Linked DNA regions of Mus musculus: region 1 is linked to region 2. A link is a contact called in ENCODE Hi-C or POLR2A ChIA-PET data. All regions are on one chromosome and are shown on one strand. The core of a region is the stretch at or near the end of the contact, and the rest is flanking DNA. Distances in the headings are between cores, read along the strand shown.

Region 1 (4,329 bases), core at 1,309-3,808, 37 kb before region 2:
TCAAACTGCACAGCCATCCTCGTCATCTCAATTTCTTCATCTGCAAGAGTCCAGACAAGGGTTTGGCCTGAACCAGCAAGGAAGAAGACAGCACTGACCTGAGCAGCCGGGCCTGGCTAGGTGCTTGCTATCGTGCTAGCAAAAGCTCTGGAGCACCTGCAAGGGAGGAGGCCAGATGAAAATTAGGGCCCCCGGCCTCTTGTCTTTTTCTGTTCTGCAGACCTTTGGACCTGCTCCAAGCTCTGCTGCTTCACCTGCTGTCTGTTCCAAAACACACCTGTGAGGACACAAGGTGGCTGTGGTAACACTTAGGAACCAGACACCCCCTGAGTCAGGGCTCCATTCCTCCGCTGGAGACATGCGGCCAGGCTGCTGTGAAACTGGGCAAAAAGCAGCTGGCAGGGCTAGCTGCTGCGCCCTCTCCCATCCTAACAGGACTCAAAGACTCGGAGGATAAAGGAGACCAGGCAAGAGAAACTTCTGTAGGCATGGCATTCATGCTTACACACGGGATGAGGGACATTTCTGAGCAGAACTTTAGTAAACCCTTTAAGGTCTCGTTTAGATATATTAAAGGATGAAACATTGTGTAGAACACTGCAGGCTTGTTTCAGCACTGGCACTCTCCAATGATTGGCACATGAGTGCCCGGCTCTAACAGTGCCTCCCCACAGGAAGTTATAGCCCTTCCAAAGCTCCTCCTGACCACCCAGCCTCAGAGCCACACCTGTCAGTCGGGGGTGCAGAACCACATCAGCCAACAGATCCACCACAGTGTCCAAGCCTTTGCTGTCAGCAGACACAGCATACATGGTGGTGTCTCTGAAAGGAAATAAGCCACAATAGCAGGTGCATGGTTTACACCAGATAACAACTCAGTCACTGAGGCCCTTCATGCCAGCAAAGACACTACCACTACCTCTTTCTTGGGTGTGAAGGCCTTCTGGGAGCCACAACTGCCCACAGTGAAGCTCTCCATGAGATACTTTGGAACCAGAGGAAACTGGTTCTCCTCTCTTCACAGAGGAAGTCTCTCACTCAGGGCTTCCTAGGCCTGGACAAATAACCAGCTGGTCTAAATGAAGACTGGTTTCACATGGACACATGCCCAGCTTCAGATAGCCAGCAGCAGCCTGCCTGTTTAGCTTAGCATTCTTCCCAGGTAAAGGCCTGGACAATTAAAGGTCAAAGGATGTCAGAGAAGAAACTAGTATGGAATGCTTTCTGTCCCCAACATCAGGCATGCTGTGGATTTTCAGAGAGACTCTAAGAGACTCTGACCAAGGATGAGGAGGACATGATGAGGAGGACAGATGGACATGAAATACCTTGAGGTCTGGCAGTCACAGATACCACCATGTTTTTCCAGCGTAAGCAGGATTTCGTCTTTGCTGTCAAATCGAGCAGTGGACTATAAAAATAATTAAGCTTAAGTAAATAACCCAAAATCCATTAAGTGTACATTTGCTTTCAAACACACAAAATCATGTCAGAAGTCTTTTGTGAGCACCAACTTCATATTCAGATCCTTAACTAATACAAGTTCTTAAAAAGGAAAACTGAAAACTTATAAAAATTACAAATTAGACACTGACCGAAAATGCCAATTTTTCCAAAAAATGAGCTATTCCACTAAGATATTTCGCTTCATATCGTGATCCTGAATTAATAAGAACTGGTAATAAAAAGAAAATGGACAGGTTAAGCCAAATATTCAAAACATTTAATCAACAGAAAGTTTTCAAAACAATGGCCAATAGAACTTACTTCCTACGGTACAGAATTGTCCAAACTTATTTTGAGATGCCACACGAAGCCCATTGTCCAGAGTGGTAACTTTGGTTTCAAACTTTTCCTGTCCATCAACTGTTGCAAAAATAGGCTTGGGTACTCCAGGCAAGGGAGAAGAGAGGGGGATGTTGGGGTAGGTGGCACCACTGCTGAACCGTCTGTGTGCAGGAGATCCAAACCTACAGCAGAGCAGCAAAATATTTAGTCTTATTTTATGTCACGGATGTATGTTCATCACAGGCATGCCCGTTGTCCATGGAGGTCAGAAGAGGGCTTTGGATCCCCTGGATAGTGGAGTTATAGATAGATGGTTGTGAGCCACCAAATGGGCGCTGGTAGCCAAACCCAGGGGAAGCAGTCAGTAGGCCTAACTACTGAGCCATCTCTTCGACCCCGGTCTTTGGGGCTTCACTGTCCACTCTGATCAGCAGGCTGCGTGAGAAACGAGTTCCTGTGCATATGGGCCTGGGCAAGCCCGGCCCCTCAGGGCTTCGCTTTGGTCTAAAGGCTCCAGCCGAGGGACTCTGCCGACCACTCCCAACCAGGTTCCAGTCCCCAGCTCCTTCTCCAGGCCCAAGGCGCCTGTGCTCTGATCCAGAGGCCCATTCTTCTCTTCCAGTTCCCCCCGGTACCAACTCCCCCGAGTCCTCCCTTCCTCGCACCGAGACAGGCCTCGGCTCACCTGGGCCGCGCGCACAGCACCGCAGATCCCCGAAGCAGCCGCGCAGCCGCCCACACTGCCGTCGCCATCGCGCCGCCGCGCTTCTGCGGTCACTTCCGCTTCCGACCCCGCCCCGCGGCGTTCGGCGCTGGCTTCCGGCCCGCCGAGCCGGATGAGGCAGGGGCCGGCGACTGCCTTGCGGGCCATGGGGCCGCGGCCGGGTTAGGGCGCGGCGATGTCGGGCTACGCGCGGCGGCAGGGCGCGCCCCCTCTATCGCGGACGCGGAGCCTTGTGGTTCCCGACGGTGAGCGGCGCGCGGCTGGGGCAGGGCCGGGGGGCGCGGGCGGCGGCGGCCCGCGGTGAAGCCGCTCTCGTTGTCGCTTACAGCTCCTGCGTTCTATGAGCGCCGGTCTTGTCTCCCCCAGCTAGACTGTGAGCGCCCCCATGGCGGGGACCTGCACCCCCATCTCTTCGGCTTTCGGCCGACGTTTATGTGCTATGTGCCCAGCCCGGTGCTGGCTTCGGTAGGAGACACAGGTGAGAGTCGGTCGGGGCGCCGGCCACAGTGCGGAGCTGGGCAGCGCGGGGAGCCCTCCCCACAGCCCGCCCGCCCGCCTCAAGGCAGGAAGGTAGTGCCTGGTGGAGCTCGGAGGCCACTTAAGCCCACCGGCTTGGGCAAGGCCAGGGGCTGGACCTAGCGGGTCTGCGTTCCACCTGCAGCTGCTCTTAGAGCGCGCAGGGATGTGTAGTTTACCGCATCCAGCCTCAGAAGACAGCTTTCTAGTCCCAGACTCAGTGGGAGTCAGGCGTCTGCGGTCTTCACCTCCCTGGACAAACGCTGCAGTCATAAGGCTTGCTGTGATCACGGTGAGCTGACCATGTCTTTTTGCAGGTTTTGGCTATGGAAAGGGGAAATGTACTAACCAAGGTCCTTCGGGAGCCCCTGAGACGCGCTTTGGAGGTAGAGTAGCTCAGTGGGTCTTCTTTCCCTCTTAGACTCAGTGCCTGGCAGGGGTCTGGCCATGGGCTTTCAGGATGACAGGGTTTAAGGGGTATATACCTGGAGCCCAAAAGAGCAGTGGAGCCGGGCAGTGGTGGCGCACGCCTTTAATCCCAGCACTTGGGAGGCAGAGGTAGGCGGATTTCTGAGTTCGAGGTCAGCCTGGTCTACAGAGTGAGTTCCAGGACAGCCAGGGCTACACAGAGAAACCCTGTCTTGAAAAACCAAGAAAAAGAAAAAAGCGACATAAGATGTAGGTGTTATGAGACCCACATAAGCAACTGAGTCTGATAGGTGTGGAGGTAGAGGCTGGTCAACTAGGGTAGTTGGAGAGAAGGTCAGAGGAAGGGATGGCATAGAGCAGTTCCTGAGATGCACTGTGGCATCTCAGCAGCTTTGAATCGCCTACAGTAGCCTTCAGCCCACTGTGTTGTGTGTTTGTGTGTGCGCACAGGGGGTAGTATGTGTAGGGGGGTGGAGTGAAGTCAGCCTCAGCAACCTACAGGCTTTACTGGGGAACTGGGCATATGACTCAGAGGTAGATCAGTTACCTGAATGTGGGTGGACCCCTGGACTTGACCTTTGTTTGGCACAGCATTTTTTGTTTCTTTTAAAGTGGCAAGGGTTGTCTCAAGGAGGCCAAAGGGTGAGAGCCTGCATATTCTCTAACCTCTTTGGCAGCTCTCATGTTCTGTAATGTTCTTTGAGTTACAGTTGAAACGTGATGGTAACACAGGATGTTGGGCCCTTTCACAGTCTTCTGTGGTGTTCGTTTTTTCAGGTGACAAACTTGAAGACCTTGAAGAAGCCAATCCATTCTCCTTCAAAGAGTTTTTGAAAACCAAGAACCTCAGCCTGTCAAAAGAAGACACGACC
Region 2 (4,819 bases), core at 673-3,172:
CTAGCCAGTACCCAGGTGTGCTCAATGAGGAGGGGAGGAATAGAGCTACGGACAGGGCCACAAGCAAGGAGCTGGGGGTTGTGCTATCCACAGCAGGCTGACAGGCGGGACCCTCCTCTGATCTAATAGCTGGGGGGTGGCAGCTGGGGCAGCTGAGGGTGGGTGGCGAGAGGGTCTGGCGCAGGGAGGAGCCCAGGGAGCTTTCGTGACAAGTCAGACAGACTTCCTCAGCTCAGCCTTACCCCAGGCTCTAACCAAAGGCAAAAGGGGAACAAGAGGTGTAGATGGAGAAGCACGGGTCACCCACTGCAGCCCCCAAGACCCAACCTGAGGTCACTGAGCTCCATGTGGGCACACAAGGAGAAGGATGCAAGAGCAGCCAGCTCCCTTGAAGGCATGCCAACAGTTAGGCACAACGAAAATGAGAGGGGAAGGGGGCAGGGCTGCTGGGACGGGGTTGTTCTCACACCCTGAGCCCTCCTTGGATATAATTGTTTCTTGATGTTCATAGCCTTCCCTGCACATCTTCTACCTAGAGGCTTGAGCCTTGGTTTGCCCAGGACCTGGGGCATGCTGGCTCTGGCTACCTGGAATGATTATTCTTCTAATTAATATGGTGTACTTGCACTAACCCAGGCCCCCGATGCCCTGAGCTCTCCACTGAGGCTGCCCCCACACCACCCATGGGAACCACTAGACACAAAAATGTTGCCAAGCTAAAAGGGACATGGACTGGGGCATGCATTCGCAAATAATCATGGGGACCTGGAGTCTTTCCTAGCCATCTGTCCTTGTGTTTGGTGACAGTCAGCTTGGGCGGTATGGGTGACTGATGGTAGGAGCCCTGTTGATGTAGCAGTCAAGGGCTCAGCCTGTTTCTGTGAAATGCAGTCCCCACTGGACTCATGCAAAGGTCCCAGCCCGTAAGGCTGACCTAGGCTAATGCTAGTTGGGCTGTTTGCAGAGGGAGGTGGCCATACCAGATGGGGCCCCCATAAGCACAGATCTTCCTTTCAGGTGTACTGGCAGACAGGGAGAGCCCAGAGCAGCCCTTTATGGCTCTGAACAAGGAGCATCTTTCACTGACCCATGTAAGGCTGATTGGGGTTCCCAAGAGCCCTGGTTACTACATGGCTGATCCTGGGGAGGAGGGTGACGCCACTGGACAGCTGGGGATCACAAGGTCTTTGGTAGTGTATGGGTAGGATGTAACATTTGGATAGTGGGGTGGTTGGACAGGGGAGGGGACAATGTAAGGACACCCATACTGCTGTTCACTGCAAAGAAGTCTTCCACTCACCTGGCTACAAAGGGGTTGTCACCCCACGCTCAGTCATCTCGGAGTCCAGCAGACCCCACGGCCAGCTAGCTATGCTCCACACCTGCTGGAGTCCCAGGGCTGCCGTGGTAAGGCCACGGTGTCCAGCTGCCCGCCCCGTTGTCCAGCTGCCGGCCCCGTTCCTTCTCTAGGGCATGGGGCCCAGCAGCAGCGAGCCCCCGGAGAAGGAGCGGCGGCGCCTCAAGGAGAGCTTCGAGAACTACCGCAGGTGTGGGGCGGCGGGCAGGACGGCTGGCGGGTGGGACACCTGTGCCTACCTGCTCACACTGCGGGCCCCACAGGAAGCGGGCGCTCCGCAAGATGCAGAACAGCTGGCGGCAGGGAGAAGGGGATCGCGGGAATACGACAGGCAGCGACAACACCGACACCGAGGGCTCCTAGCGAACCGCGCCGAGGCTGAGCATCTGTGGAATTGTGAAAGGATGCTGCGGTTTTTTTTTTTTTTTTTTTTTTTTTACTGTATTAGAATTAGAAAATGCAACTAAATAAAATAATCACCGAGCTGAGCCTGTTGGTTGGATATGCAAGCGGGGCGACACCAGGGGGCAACAGAAAGCAGTGCACCGGTGGCGGATGGAAGCCGAAGAGGGCCGCTTCCGGCCGCTGCGCCCGTTACCAAAATGGTCGACGCAGCTTCACGGGGCGGTGCAAGAAAAGGTGGCTAAGGATTCGCAGGCGGGATGTTGCGGACAGCGCTGAGCCGCATGCCGACACTACTTCGTAGTGTGCGGACCCGGGATTCCGGACCGCGGCGGCTTTGGGATTTGGGGGCTCGCCTAAAGACCGCGGAGAGACTTCGGGGCTGGGCCTGGGGCTGGGCCTCGGGCTGGCGGAGCTCGAGCTCCGCGCCGGGATCAGGGCGTGCGGCGGCGCTGGGGCGCGTGGAAGCGGACCACTATCAACTCGTCTACACCTGCAAGGTGGGCGCTGTCGGCAACACCTGGTGCTGGCTGGTTTCCTGTTGGTGTAGGGTCCTGGCAGAAACGTGGAAGTATCCTTCGGACCAGGGAGGAGGCGGAGTCTTTACAAATGGCTGGGTGGGAATGAGGCACAGGGCCTTCTAGGTTGGGTTATCAGGAGACAGGCGTCTAGAAATGACGCCGTCGCCTAGGTGGGATCATCAGAGAAAGGGTTGAGGCTGTCCCTCGGGATGGAGTTAGACCTTGGGAGAGACTTTCCTGTGTATGCCTTGCCTGACCACCTCTCTAACCCAGCTAGGTCTGTGGGACTCGGTCATCCAAGCGCATCTCAAAGTTGGCCTATCACCAGGGCGTGGTCATCGTGACTTGCCCTGGTTGCCAGAACCACCACATCATCGCAGACAACCTAAGCTGGTTCTCTGACCTGAAGGGGAAGAGGTGAGGCCAGCTGGGAGGGGTAGGAGACAGTAAGATTGTGGCCCTGTGTGAGCCTGGATCCATTGCCTGGATCTCTCTACCTGGACAGCCCAGCTTCCACGTGGACCTGGAAGCAGTTGAATTTGAACTTCAGATGAACCATGAATGGCCCCAAATATGGCAAACTAGTTCTATGGCTCTACCTCTGTCACTGCCTGACCTCTGATCTCGCCAGGGGCCTTATCAATCTCTAGTGGAGGCTTTTTGTCCTCTGCCAACTCAGGGCAGATGGAAGGGTATGTGTCAGATTATGGACTGGGGCAGCCTTCAGTGGTGTTCCCACTTTTGGGAGAGCAGTGGGGAGGGCCAGGAGTCAGTTTGGAGGCTGTGCCTGATGCCTTCTTAATGTTCTATGAGGAGGGATCAGTGGCAGGAGTAAGGGCAGAGCCACAGAGGAGATAGCCTGTGATAAGTGTGCAGGCCTTGGGTCTCTAGGGTTCGCCTCTTAGACCTGGACTGCAGAGAAATCTCAGCTCTGATATGTAGGGACAAGACTGAAATGCAGGGATGGGTGTTACCTGGTGAGAGGCAGGGCCACGGCCCTTGGTGGTACACTGTACGAGAGAGATGGCTTCTGAGGACTTGTTAACAGATACATTTGGTGAAGGTGCCATTAGGTGCCTGCAAGGTACTGGTGTCACTTGGATGCTGGGACAAGTGTTCCAGGCCCAAGATGACCATGGGATGCCCTTGAGGGAGCCCAGAGTAAGGCTGATGCTGCTCTTACTGTCTTGCAGGAATATTGAAGAGATCCTAGCAGCCAGAGGAGAGGAGGTACGCCGAGTGTCTGGTGACGGTGCCCTGGAACTGATTCTGGAGGCTGCTGTACCCCCTGACACCCCAGAAGGGGATGAGGATCCCCCCAACCCTGGCAAGATGGGACAGAGCTGATCTGCATACTCCTACAGCTGCAGACTCCAGTCTTCCCAAAAGTCGCTCCCTTCACTTGGAGCCTCACAAGCCTGCTGCTGTTCCTTGTCAGTAAAAAGCCATCACCTCCAGGCACCGGGCCTGGGCTCCTGTTTTTCTCTTGTGAAGTCAGAACAACTCTGTGGCTGTAGGAGCCCAGCCTCATGCCCACCCATGATAGCCACAGTGGTGGCTTCGGGGGTGGCTTTGTCCCAGTGCAGTCGGTCTCCTTCTTAAGTAGGGCTGGATCTGGTCTTGAGTTAGGCTCGTGGCCTCAGGTGGTTTTTTGTTCCTCAGAGCTCTTTACTTCTTCCTTCTATATGACCTGCCTCCACCCCCACCCCACCCCCAGCCCTGGTGGCTTCTGTTGTTGAGCTAGTGTCCAGCCCAGCCCTGAGGTTTGGTTTCTGTAGCAGAACTGGCTGCTCTGGGTGGCCGCCGAGGAGCAGAGCGCTGCTCAGAGGCTTAGGGGAGTGATCCAGGCAGAGGCACACCACACACACACACACACACACACACACACACACACACCACACCACCCATGAGCTGCCTGCACCTCTCAATCCTCCTGTCTTGAGGTCCAAGAGGAGATGCATGGAAGTGATGAGGGCCGTATCATGCTTGCCTTGTGTGTGCTTCATCTCCTAACTTGGTTTGACATGCCTTTGGGATAGTCTTGTGTTTAGGAAGTCAAGCAGATGCACAAACAGGCTTTTTGTGGGAGTTTCTGGGCCCTGTGACCTTCAACATCTGGCAGGGGGGATCCTGGGACAGGGGGTGGAGAAGGCAGTTGACACGGACACAATGCTTCCCTGGCTCCTGGGACCCCAGCTAGTGATTAGCAGTTCACTCTGGGCCCTGGGAGGCCGGGTGCACTTGCAGTCTGTGCCTTCCCTCGATTACCCCCTGTCCTTCCCTCAGCAAACACCCTGCTATTATCCCCACCCTAGCCTCCTGTGCCATTTGTACAAACTGTCACATCCTGGAGGAAGAGCCAGCCTCCGACTCCAGCCTGCTCCCTGTGGAGGACACCGAGGTCAGAGGAGCCGATTGCCTTGCTTGTGGGCCTTCAAGTCAGGAACCAGTGGAGCCTGGCTGGGCTGCCTCGTCCTCAGGTGTCTGGGCCAGAGTTGTCGGAGGCCTGGGGCTGGCTAGACCTGACAGTACAGAGCTG

Evidence for each region. A loop is a pair of places that touch in the nucleus more often than their neighbours do. ChIA-PET counts read pairs that join two places held with the same protein, here RNA polymerase II (POLR2A).
Region 1: a map of heart shows a loop between it and region 2 (6-fold over the local background). The contact joins the promoter of Pmpca here to the promoter of Dnlz in region 2. A Hi-C loop is called at or near these places in 7 of 37 maps with a recorded cell type or tissue (adrenal gland, gastrocnemius, heart and 1 more). POLR2A ChIA-PET finds 5 or more read pairs at or near these places in 4 of 5 experiments (Patski and embryonic stem cell).

What each region holds. Positions count from the first base shown.
Region 1 is chr2:26,387,577-26,391,905 of GRCm38, reverse strand. Pmpca (peptidase (mitochondrial processing) alpha) reads right to left here and starts at 2,558. Exons shown (of 13, transcript NM_173180.3): 1 at 2,474-2,558; 2 at 1,768-1,970; 3 at 1,596-1,675; 4 at 1,329-1,411; 5 at 728-822; 6 at 1-40. The coding sequence starts at 2,541. It overlaps Entr1 (endosome associated trafficking regulator 1), which reads left to right and starts at 2,590. Exons shown (of 10, transcript NM_026563.3): 1 at 2,590-2,757; 2 at 2,841-2,990; 3 at 3,346-3,414; 4 at 4,235-4,329. The coding sequence starts at 2,688.
Region 2 is chr2:26,349,213-26,354,031 of GRCm38, reverse strand. Dnlz (DNL-type zinc finger) reads left to right here and starts at 1,922. Exons shown (of 3, transcript NM_026828.3): 1 at 1,922-2,259; 2 at 2,558-2,697; 3 at 3,474-4,819. The coding sequence starts at 2,020. The coding sequence ends at 3,627. Card9 (caspase recruitment domain family, member 9) reads left to right here. Exons shown (of 13, transcript NM_001037747.3): 11 at 1,018-1,091; 12 at 1,471-1,547; 13 at 1,621-1,845. The coding sequence ends at 1,720.